3 separate regions of the Mus musculus genome follow, and regions 1 and 2 are each linked to region 3. Evidence: chromatin contacts called from ENCODE POLR2A ChIA-PET data. All regions are on one chromosome and are shown on one strand. Each heading gives the region's core, a stretch centred on a gene start or an enhancer-like site at or near the end of the contact. The rest is flanking DNA. Distances are from core to core; before and after follow the strand shown.

What was found. ChIA-PET counts read pairs that join two places held with the same protein, here RNA polymerase II (POLR2A).
Region 1: POLR2A ChIA-PET joins it to region 3 with 11 read pairs in embryonic stem cell. The contact joins the promoter of Psme2 here to the promoter of Ngdn in region 3. POLR2A ChIA-PET finds 5 or more read pairs at or near these places in 2 of 5 experiments (Patski and embryonic stem cell).
Region 2: POLR2A ChIA-PET joins it to region 3 with 10 read pairs in embryonic stem cell. The contact joins the promoter of Dcaf11 here to the promoter of Ngdn in region 3. POLR2A ChIA-PET finds 5 or more read pairs at or near these places in 2 of 5 experiments (Patski and embryonic stem cell).

What each region holds. Positions count from the first base shown.
Region 1 is chr14:55,589,662-55,592,924 of GRCm38, forward strand. It overlaps Psme2 (proteasome (prosome, macropain) activator subunit 2 (PA28 beta)), which reads right to left and starts at 1,360. Exons shown (of 11, transcript NM_011190.3): 1 at 1,181-1,360; 2 at 834-866; 3 at 372-434; 4 at 1-44. The coding sequence starts at 1,228. Rnf31 (ring finger protein 31) reads left to right here and starts at 2,081. Exons shown (of 21, transcript NM_194346.3): 1 at 2,081-2,411; 2 at 2,508-2,654; 3 at 2,800-2,955; 4 at 3,172-3,231. The coding sequence starts at 2,223.
Region 2 is chr14:55,558,301-55,561,752 of GRCm38, forward strand. Dcaf11 (DDB1 and CUL4 associated factor 11) reads left to right here and starts at 1,729. Exons shown (of 15, transcript NM_133734.3): 1 at 1,729-1,821; 2 at 2,910-3,142. The coding sequence starts at 2,988.
Region 3 is chr14:55,013,526-55,016,800 of GRCm38, forward strand. It overlaps Ngdn (neuroguidin, EIF4E binding protein), which reads left to right and starts at 1,929. Exons shown (of 11, transcript NM_026890.2): 1 at 1,929-2,063; 2 at 2,644-2,703. The coding sequence starts at 2,052.

The DNA.
Region 1 (3,263 bases), core at 110-2,609, 580 kb after region 3:
GGAGCCCGGAGGGAGGAGAGGTCGGCCACATTGAGGGAATCCTCCTGTAGAATTTATTCTCAGACACTACCCAGCCTCCTCCCTTCACCAGACACAGCCTTCCATCTCTCTTCCTCCCAACCCAGGCTCAAGCCTTTTTTTTTTTTTGAGACAGGGTTTCTCTGTATAGCCCTGGCTGTCCTGGAACTCACTTTGTAGACCAGGCTGGCCTCGAACTCAGAAATCCGCCTGCCTCTGCCTCCCGAGTGCTGGGATTAAACGTGTGTGCCACCACACCCGGCCAGGCTCACTCAGCTCCCAGCATGCTGATGCCCGTCAGATGGGTGATGAGAGGTGTCAGGAGATGGAGCAGAGGGGTCTATACTACTCACCTGCAAGAGCTGACTCAGGGATATGATTTTCCGTGGCAAGAAAGTGCAGAGGAAGTCATCAGCCTGCAAGTTACATTACAAAAATAATCATGCAAGAGGTTTGTTGATACGTATCAGAAGTTGGCCCATGGAAATCACTGAGCTCAAGACTCTCGTATGAGGAAACCCTAGCCCTGGAAATAAAGGGACTTGCCCAATCTCATGAAGGGCAGAAGTAGGGCTATGGGGTTTTCCCTTTGGGCGACATCTTTACCTTTCCATTCAAGGGGAGTGGCAAAAGCAGTTAAGAGTTCTAAGATTGATCAGATTACAAGTAGAAACAAATCATTGCAGTTCACCTTGAGTAAGCATGAAGGTTCGGAGACACCAAAATTAAGGTGAACTGGTGGGTTACTCAGAGCTTGTGGCCCTAGAGTTCTGCACTAAGACTCTGGGTTACATCGACTGAATTCAGAGACTTACCTCCTGGAAAAGATTTTGTCTGAAGACATCCACCTGCACAGACAGAAGTAGCCGGATGCTGGTTAGGGTTTAGTTTGTATAGAATAAGGGCCCACTCCCAACCTAGGTGCCTTCCAACTCTAGCCCAAACCTGTCCCACAAAGCTAGTTTCCCCCTGGAGGAGCCTGCTCAGTGCACAGATTGGCTCGAGGACACGGCACTGGCAATCCCTGAGCAGAAGTGAAAGAAAGCCCTAAAGAAAGAGAGGCCGGTGGAGTTCGCTCGCAAGGCCCCATTGGTGCCCAGGAGCACCGAGCTTTATCTCCGTTAGGACTTCTCACTCCTTCCTGGCTTCGGTTCCCATTTACCTGTTTTCGGGCTTCTCCACTCAAGCGGACCCCACAAGGCTTGGCCATGCTTCCCCCCACTTGGCAGCTCTCGAGCCTGGGCTAGCAGCCCCAGCTTTCGCTTTCACTCTCCAGGCCCAGACCCACCCCCCTCAGCCACGCCCCCTCCCTTTTTTCTCCTCCTCCTGGCCGGCCACCAACCGTGAGTAGTACCCCCTCAGCCATTCCCAGCTAGTTGCCACTAGGAAGGGCGGTGTTGGCTTCATCATCAGGGGCTGTCCAAGGGAGGAGCTAGGAAAGCGTGGGACGGCGGAGACTCAAATAGAGGCGGCCTCTCGAGAAGGGCGGAGCTTATAGTATGGACCGTCCAGGGGAAGTACTGGACTGAGAGAGGGTGGGACAATAGGAAAGGGGGTACCCAGAGGTGGGGTTCCATGACGCTAGACTGAGGAGGGGACCAAGTAGGATCCGAGAGAGTAGGAAGGATAAGAAGGAGGAAAGCCTGGCAAGATGGAAGGGAGCAGGACGAGCGGGACTGCCTTCCCTTCAGGACAGACTAGAGAAGGGAGGAGCCCGCCTGAGCCGGGCTAAGGGCAGCCAGAGCCGGTCCCCGATAAGGTGGGACTTCCCCGCCGGGGAATGGAACAGAACCAACACTATGGAAATAAAGATAGCAAAGCTCTGGGCAAAATTAACCCCTCGCATGGGAGGTGGGTCCCTCCGGAAGGGGCGGGATAGTTTAAGGGAAGGCGAAGAAGAGAGCCTGATTCGGAAGGAAAAGGTTCCGTAGCATTATGGGAGGAGCCCGGGCCGCGGCTTCTTCATTGGCGGCGACCTGGCCACCCTTCCTGATCTCAGCTTTACCGTCACTCCGAACCCTCCTTTTCCTCTAAAGTGGCCCACAGTCCCGCCCTCTCTGCCAGGACTTCCTGTTCCCGGTAACCCTGGCCGTGGATGGGGCTGAGCGGGGCGGTGGCTTAAGTGACCCGGGCTGCTGTGGCGCCGCGCGCACCTGCGCCAGCCCCTGGAGGGCAGAGAAGCTGAGCCTGTCTCCAGTCTCAGGATGCCGGGAGACGAGGAGCGAGGCTTCCTGGCGGCCCGCGAGGAGCTGGCGAGCGCCCTGAGGTGGGATTCTGCGCAGGTTTTTCCCCTGGAGCAGCTCATGCCGCTTCTGGCCACCTCTCTGCCACCAGCCGCCCGCTACCTGCAGCTGGACGCCGGACGCTTGGTCCGCTGCAACGCTCATGGGGAGGTGAGGTCAAGCCCGCCCGGCGCTCCATGGAAGGGGACCTAGGCTCAGAGGCCAGGTGGGCTAGGCTCACGACTCTGCTTTTCTGAATGCTCCCAGCCTCGAAACTACCTCAACACCCTATCCACGGCCCTGAACATCCTGGAAAAATATGGTCGCAACCTCCTCAGCCCGCAGCGGCCCCGGTATTGGCGCTCAGTGAAGTTTAATAACCCCGTCTTTCGCAGCACGGTGGATGCTGTGCAGGTGAAACTCTTGGACCTTATCGGAGAAGGGGACTAGACCTGTGCTTAGGGTTGACCAGAAAGGCTTGAGGGTGTGCTGAGTGGGGGACCAGCTCTATTGCCTAGGAGGTCTGTTAGATGGTGACCGGGTCCTGAATGTGTGCCAGGGTGGCCGGGATGTACTACGGTTGTATGGCTATACTGAGGAGCGCCCAGATGGATTGAGTTTCCCCGAAGGGCAGGAGGAACCAGATGAATACCAGGTTGCTGTTGTCACACTAGAAGTACTGCTGCTTCGCACCGAGCTCAGTTTGCTGTTGCAGGTGAGATGACCTTCTGATTCTAAGGATTTTAAGTACTTGACTGGGAGCCCCAAGGCACGTTGAGACACCCCCACCCCCGTGCAGGGAAATTCTGTTGCTGCAGCAGCCAGCCTGGAAGCTTCTGTTACACTTTCTCCCTCTGGAATGTTAGGAGATCAGGGCTTACAGGGAGAACGTTGTTCAAGGTGGGAATTCTTTTCATCATCTTGTTTGCAGAATACTCATCCCAGACAGAATGCACTGGACCAGCTGCTAAGAGAGAGCGTTGAAGATGGTGTAAGGAAGGCAGGAAGGGTGTTGTTCATGGA
Region 2 (3,452 bases), core at 479-2,978, 540 kb after region 3:
TTCAAATTTGTATTTACTTCTTTGGGTGGGTGTGGGTGAGTAGGGAGGTATGCATGAGGAGTTCTGAGAACAATTTGTAGGAGTCCATTCTCTCTCAAGTCATAAGACTTAGTAGTAGCTGGGCATGGTGGCACACGCCTTTAATGCCGGCACTTGGGAGGCAGAGGCAGGTGGATTTCTGAGGTCGAGGCCAGCCTGGACTACAGAGTGAGTTCCAGGACAGCCAGGGATTTACAGAGAAACCCAGTCTCGAAAAACAAACAAACAAACAAAAACAAAAACCCCAGACTTCCTAGTAAGCACCATTACCTAGCAAACACCCTTACCTGCTGAAGCATCTCACTATCTCACTGGCCCAAACTTGGTTATTTTTTTTAAAAGATTTATTTATTATTATATCTAAGTACACTGTAGCTGTCTTCAGATGCACCAGAAGAGGGCGTCAGATCTCATTACAGATGGTTGTGAGCCTCCATGTGGTTGCTGGGATTTGAACTCAGGACCTTCAGCAGAGCAGTCGGTGCTCTTAACCACTGAGCCATCTCTCCAGCCCTCGGTTATTTTTATTTTATGAAGAACTGCAGCAACATTGGGTTTTTGTTGTTGTTTGGTGTGTATGTGTGTGTGTGTGTGTGTGTTCAATGTATACACTGAACCCAGTATATACAGAATGCCAAGCAAGCACTCTCCCATAGAGACATATTCCTAACCCACTAAAAAATTCATTTCAGTGGCTACCAGGTATTTTTATAACTGTACAAAACTGACCATAATTTATTTAACCAACCTCTTATTGTATATTTGGATTTCTTTTATTTCCAGTATCCCACTATTATCAGTGATTGTTAAGCAGAACATACATTTTTATGTAGGTCCAAGTTTGATTACAGATAGCAGTATCACTAGGTCACAGTTTAGGGCTATGAGGGCTGGCTAGGACTGGTTAAAAAGATAAAGCATCTCTCAGATTAGACATTCTGAAAGGGTGTACCAGTAGAAATAAGGCACTTCTAGGCACATTTGATTGGCAGACAAAATTTTCGAATGAAGTAAAAAGACAATCAGGTTGGGAAGTCTGTATTTGAAGTAATAAAAAAACGAAAAAACAGTCAGCTCTTAAGAACGAAATACTTTTAAGAGTAGACTTGAGCAGATCAAGGAGTGGAAGAAGTCTGAAATGTGGAAAAACAGCCACTGTGAAAATAACCTCAAGTAATCAGTTAAAAAATATCTACAGAACTTGTAAGAACTAGAAGAGTAATAAGGAAGGAAAAATACTAAAATTATTACAGACTTTCCAGGCCAAATAACCCAAATACCTAGGAATCCTGAAAGTTCCGTGTATGTTTGAAATACCTGTCCACATAATTAATGGAGACCAGCCAAAGAACAAAATGCTGGGCGCTTGTTTACAGTTAAGAATTTTAAGGCAGTGACAACCTGCGTGGATCGGGAGAAAATGTTGGGGTCTCCGGCCTAGAGACCAGGAAACCTGACACAGAACCTGTCACATGCTCGCCCCGGGAGCTGAGGTGTCCTCGCGATGGCCCACCTCTGGGCCAAGGCCGACATCGCCCGCCTCTCTGGCCTAGGAAACCATCCCAGACAAGGTAGGGTTGGCCTTGGACTCACCCTAGTTACTCATAAACCAACGGGAGGTGGCGAGCGACAGAAGCCTAGGGACGGTCGGCAAAGCCCAGACCCAAGGGGCGCGTGCGCACTAAGGCAACCGGAAAGGCTCCGGGGACGGCCGCGGCACTTAGGGAGCGTATGCAAAGACCAAGAAAGGAAGCCAGGGGTCGTCAGACAAGACCCCCGCTGGTAAGCGTGTACACAGCAGGGTGGAGAGGCCCAGGTCCCACCAGTGAGGACTGCTTTCGACAGGCCGCTAGCGCTACAGCCAGGGGAAAACGGTTGAACTGGGGTTGCTGGGAGCTGAGGGAATAGGAGCGATTGGGCACGCAGTAAAAAACAAACAAACAAACAAACCACTCGAGGCCAAGCGACCTTAAGGGACCACCTCGCAGACTTGATGTCTAGTTCCGCTACGTCTAATGCAGGTCGCAGCCAATTCCAGTCCGCTACGACTAAACGCCCCTCTTGGGTTGAGCAAGTTCCCCAGCCCACCTATCAATCACAGGTCTCAGCTATCCAATCAGAGGGCCGAGGGGGAGGGACTGCTTGGAGCGTCGAGTGACGTCAGCAGGCCTGGCCGCCAGAAGCGTGACGGACGAGGCTCGCGACTGAGGAGCTGTTAGCCGGCGCCGCAGCGATAGTCGCTGTAAACAGGGCCTCGCCCCTGCGGGTCCTGCGACAGCTCCTGGCTGGTGGGTGGTCTCGCGTGGGGCGGTAACCGCCAGACGCCGGGGGGAGGTGCTTCTCCATTTTCCCTCCCCCTGTTGTACACACCCCCGGCGCACCACGTGGGCGTGAAGCTAAACTGGAGGGGGTGTTAGGCTGACTTCTAACCTCATTGGCTGTTGATGCTGCCGGCCCGTGCAAGAAATTGCTCTGATTGGTCAGTAGAGGGAGGCGTGGGGGGGGTCTGAGTTCTAACGCCTCTGGTTGGTTGTGTGAGATAAGCTAGTGAAATGCGTTCTTCCGCAAGGGGTTTTGATTGGTCAGTCGGAGAGGTTATCTGGGATTCAGCCATCCCGGGCCGGGGACTTTGATAGGTGAGTTTGGTTAGGAAAATGGGAAATTCCTCTTCGTGGACTCTGATTAGTACGGTAGGGTTGCACCCTAGGTTTCATATGGCTTTCTTTGCTTCACAGGATTGAGAAAGGTTTATGTTCCCGATACCCTGGGAGCTGTCATAGCTAAAGAGAAGGAAATCTCAGTCTCCTGGAGGGGTCACCCCTCTAAAGATAGCTTCTGCCCCGTTTCTGGAAACCCTGGTATTTCTACAGCAGGCTTTGCTTTCACCAAACCCAAGTTGGAGACAGGAGCAGCCCCTGCGCAAGACATAAGGATGCTGTAACCAGAAGATGGGATCACGGAACAGCAGCAGCGCCGGATCCGGGTCCTTAGAACCCTCTGAGGGCTTGTCCCGAAGAGGGACTGGCCTGCGTCGTAGTGAGGAAGAGGAAGAAGAGGATGAAGATGTGGATCTGGCCCAGGTACTGGCCTATCTCCTCCGCAGGTAACTTACCCTCTGCTGTGACACTAAGTGTCACAATGTCTTGACCTCAACTTCAGGCAGGAAAAGTGCAGAGGATAGGGAATGGCATTGTCCCAGGACAATGGTTGTGTTTGAACAGAACGACCTTTCCCTGCTGGATGTCCATACACTCTGCGTGGCTCCCTACCCAAAATGGTTCTTACAACTCTCATAGTTGAGGAGCTCCTAAGGGAAGCCTTTTCAGCTGTGACAACACAAATGTCATCAGTTTTCCAAGAAAATAAAACGAGAGAAGGGAGAGGGATTATGGAGGAAAGGAGAGATGTGAAAA
Region 3 (3,275 bases), core at 679-3,178:
GTGCTGGGAACTGAACTGAGGACCTCTGGAAGAGCAACCAGTGCTCTTAACAGCTGAGCCATCTCGCCAAGGTTATTGGTATTTTAATGATAAAAAAAAAATAAGGCAGTACCAGCAGTTAAGAGCACTGACTGCTCTTCCAGATGCCCTGAGTTCAATTCCCAGCAACCACGTGGTGGCTCACAACCATCTGTAATGGGACCTGATGCCCTCTTCTGGTGTGTCTGAAGGCAGTGACAGCGTACTCAATACATAAAATAAATAAATCTTTTCTTTAAAAGGAAGTATTATTTATTTTCTCAGATATTGTAATCGTTTGTCTATAACACATATGACAAACTTCAAGTTCCAAAAAATAGTGTTAAAACAGAAGTTTCACAAGAAAATCCTAATAAATACATGAAAAGTGCTGACAAGATGGCTCCAGGTCAAGGCGCTTGCCCACTAGGCTGACCAACTGAGTTCTATTTCCAGGACTCACATAGTGGAAGGAGATCCAACTCCCATTTGATCTTCACAAGCGTGCCGCACACATATAATAAATAAACTTTTTTTTTTAAAAGACAGAAAAATACCAAAACTCTTGTAGGTTCTTACAGTGCTCTGCGCCTCCCAATGAACCTTAAACAGCAAATAAATATCACAGGCAAACCCTCTGTCCCATTTTATGTAGTTCCCAAATAGGTAGAAACTAGAATGTTTCACCCAGAATTCAAGATAGAAAAAGGATTACTCTTTTTTGCTTAAAAAAAAAAAACAAAAAACAAAAAACAAAAAAACAATCACTTTTATGTATGCCTATGTCTGTATATAGGGAAGTCAGAAGGAACTAAAATTCCCCTGGGGCTGGAGTTAAAGGTAGTTGTGAGCTGTCTTGTCTGGGTGCTGGGAATGGAACGTTGGTCATCTGCAAGAATAATATGTGCTCTTGGCCACTGACTGAGCCATCGCTCCAGCCCCGTTTTCATTTTGTTTATTGAGATGGGATCTCACAATGTAGACCAGACTGGCTTGAAACTCATGGAGCTCTGCTTGTCTCTTGACTAAAGAGATCTGGGATTAAAGGCCAAAGCTACACTTTGGATTTCCCGGCTCAGGTCTGCTCTTCTGTTGCGCGAGGAAACTCCGAGCCAGGAGGACCTTTCTAGCGCTGTATTGTGTAATGCAGACGGAGAGTGGGAGTTATAACTCCCACCTAATCCTCCAGCCCGTGAGAGGCGAGGGAGTGGGCGTGTTGGAAGATACTGAGAAAAGATGACGGGGACAAAGGAAATATGCACAGCCAGGGTTTTAACCACGTTCTGCGGTGGACGAGTGGAGCAGTGAGAAAGGCACGCAGGTTGAGCCGGTTCCTCGCCTGTCGATTTTTCCCTCGAGAGGAATGCAGGGCGCAATGCGGCCTTTGCGCAGAGTCCTAGGCGTGCACGGGGAGGGTTGGCCGGTGATGCGGCCGACGGTTTCTGAACCTTGGGTTCCCGCTCCTCCATCCCAACCATCCAAATTACGGATGAAAAGGGCTCCACTGTTGTTCAAGGACAGTCACAGAACCAGGAAAGGCGCACTTGGAAGTCCTGGGGCCAATGGCGGCCCAGCAACCCTGCCGCATCAGAGAACGGACGGAAGCCGCCACCCTGCGGTCTGTTTTGGCACTACACGGAAAACGCCGTGGAAAGACTGTCTCTGCGGCATCTGGGAGCCAATGAGCTCTCGGGCTGCATAACTAATTTCTTTTTTCTACTGGTTGCACTAGCTGTCAATCAATAATCTGCACAATATTTATTGGAATTAGCATCCATCATTCTCTGTAAATCACGAATCACATGCTTCTGTCCCCGCCCACCTTTACGCCTTAAGAACGCCTCTGCGTTTGACACATTCAGGGAGTTTCTTTATTTCATTGGCTAGGTGAGGTCCCGCCTCTCCGATTAGCGGAAATGAAAGATCTCTTACTTCCATTGGCTGAAATTTGCAAACTGTGATTGTCTATCAAAACTATGAACTCACGCTAGCTCCTAGGAAGTTCGGGCCCGGAAAGGGTGGGCTTTGCGAAGATGGCGGCTCCGGTGAGTTCTGTCTCCTTGCTTCTTCCCGGAAAGGAAGGAATCTGTGAAAGTTTCCTTTCGCCTCCACGGATCGAGGCAAACCGTTGGCACCATGGATGATGAGAGTGATGAGAGTTGTCTCAGGGATGCGCTCACTCTGACACAGCGGTATCGTATGTCAGATGAGAGGGAGGGTCAGACGCTGCAGGTTGGCTGGTTCCGGACAGGAGGCTAACCCCAAATTACTCTTCAGAATGAGCTTTGTAGGGAGAGTCTCGTGACCATGGCGGGCGGTGACCCGGCCTTAAGGTGGGACAATGTTCCGAGCAGAGCTAGCGTCACATGTACAATGTGGCTGGGGCAAAGGCAGCCGTAAAGTTTGGCGATGAAATCTCCGGTCTTTTCCAGTAAATTGGGGGGGGTGTGGTGGGAGGAGACTGGCTGTGTGCCGAGGCTGCCTGCCCCTGTGCGGGGGGAAAACGACCCAAAAGTCGCGACTGTTTTGAAGGAAAGGAGGGAGTTTGATAGGCAGTACGTTCTGCAATCATCATCGCCTAAAGTAAGAAATTGATCACCTTTAACTGTCCCCTCCTATCTGTAGGAGGTGCTGGAGTCAGACGTGTCAAGTTCGATAACACTTTTGAAAAACCTCCAGGAGCAGGTGAGTATGTATGTCTTTTAGAATAAATCAGTCAGGGATTAACTTTGACTTCATAAGTCTCATCCACACACTTTGATGATTCGAATACTACAAAATTATCTTAGGTGTAAAATAAAAGCCTTATATGCGCTTCATGAAAGTTCAAAATAATTCATTCAGCTCCCAAAGAAATACAGAAAGCTGTTTTTCCCCCATTCACTTACTTATTTATTTATTTTATTTAGTCACTTTACATTCCGATTGCAGCCACCCCCCAGAAAACTTTTTTTAAGTTATACCCAAACTCCTTTATTTAAATAATAACTAAGAAAACAGATGTTGACAATCTGTCAAAATAGTGGCTATAAGTGCCACTTAATATGCATTTACATAGTAAGTTCTAGTGGTACAGATAAAATTACACTCCTTGGCCTGTTTATGGTGCACACCTTTAAACCCAGCACTTAGGAGGCAGAGGCAGGTGGATCTCTGTGAGTTCAAGGTCAGCTTGGAGTGTATAGTGAGTTCCAGAACAACCTGGGCTTCATAGACAAACCCTATCTCAAAAAACAAAAACAACCCCACAAACAACA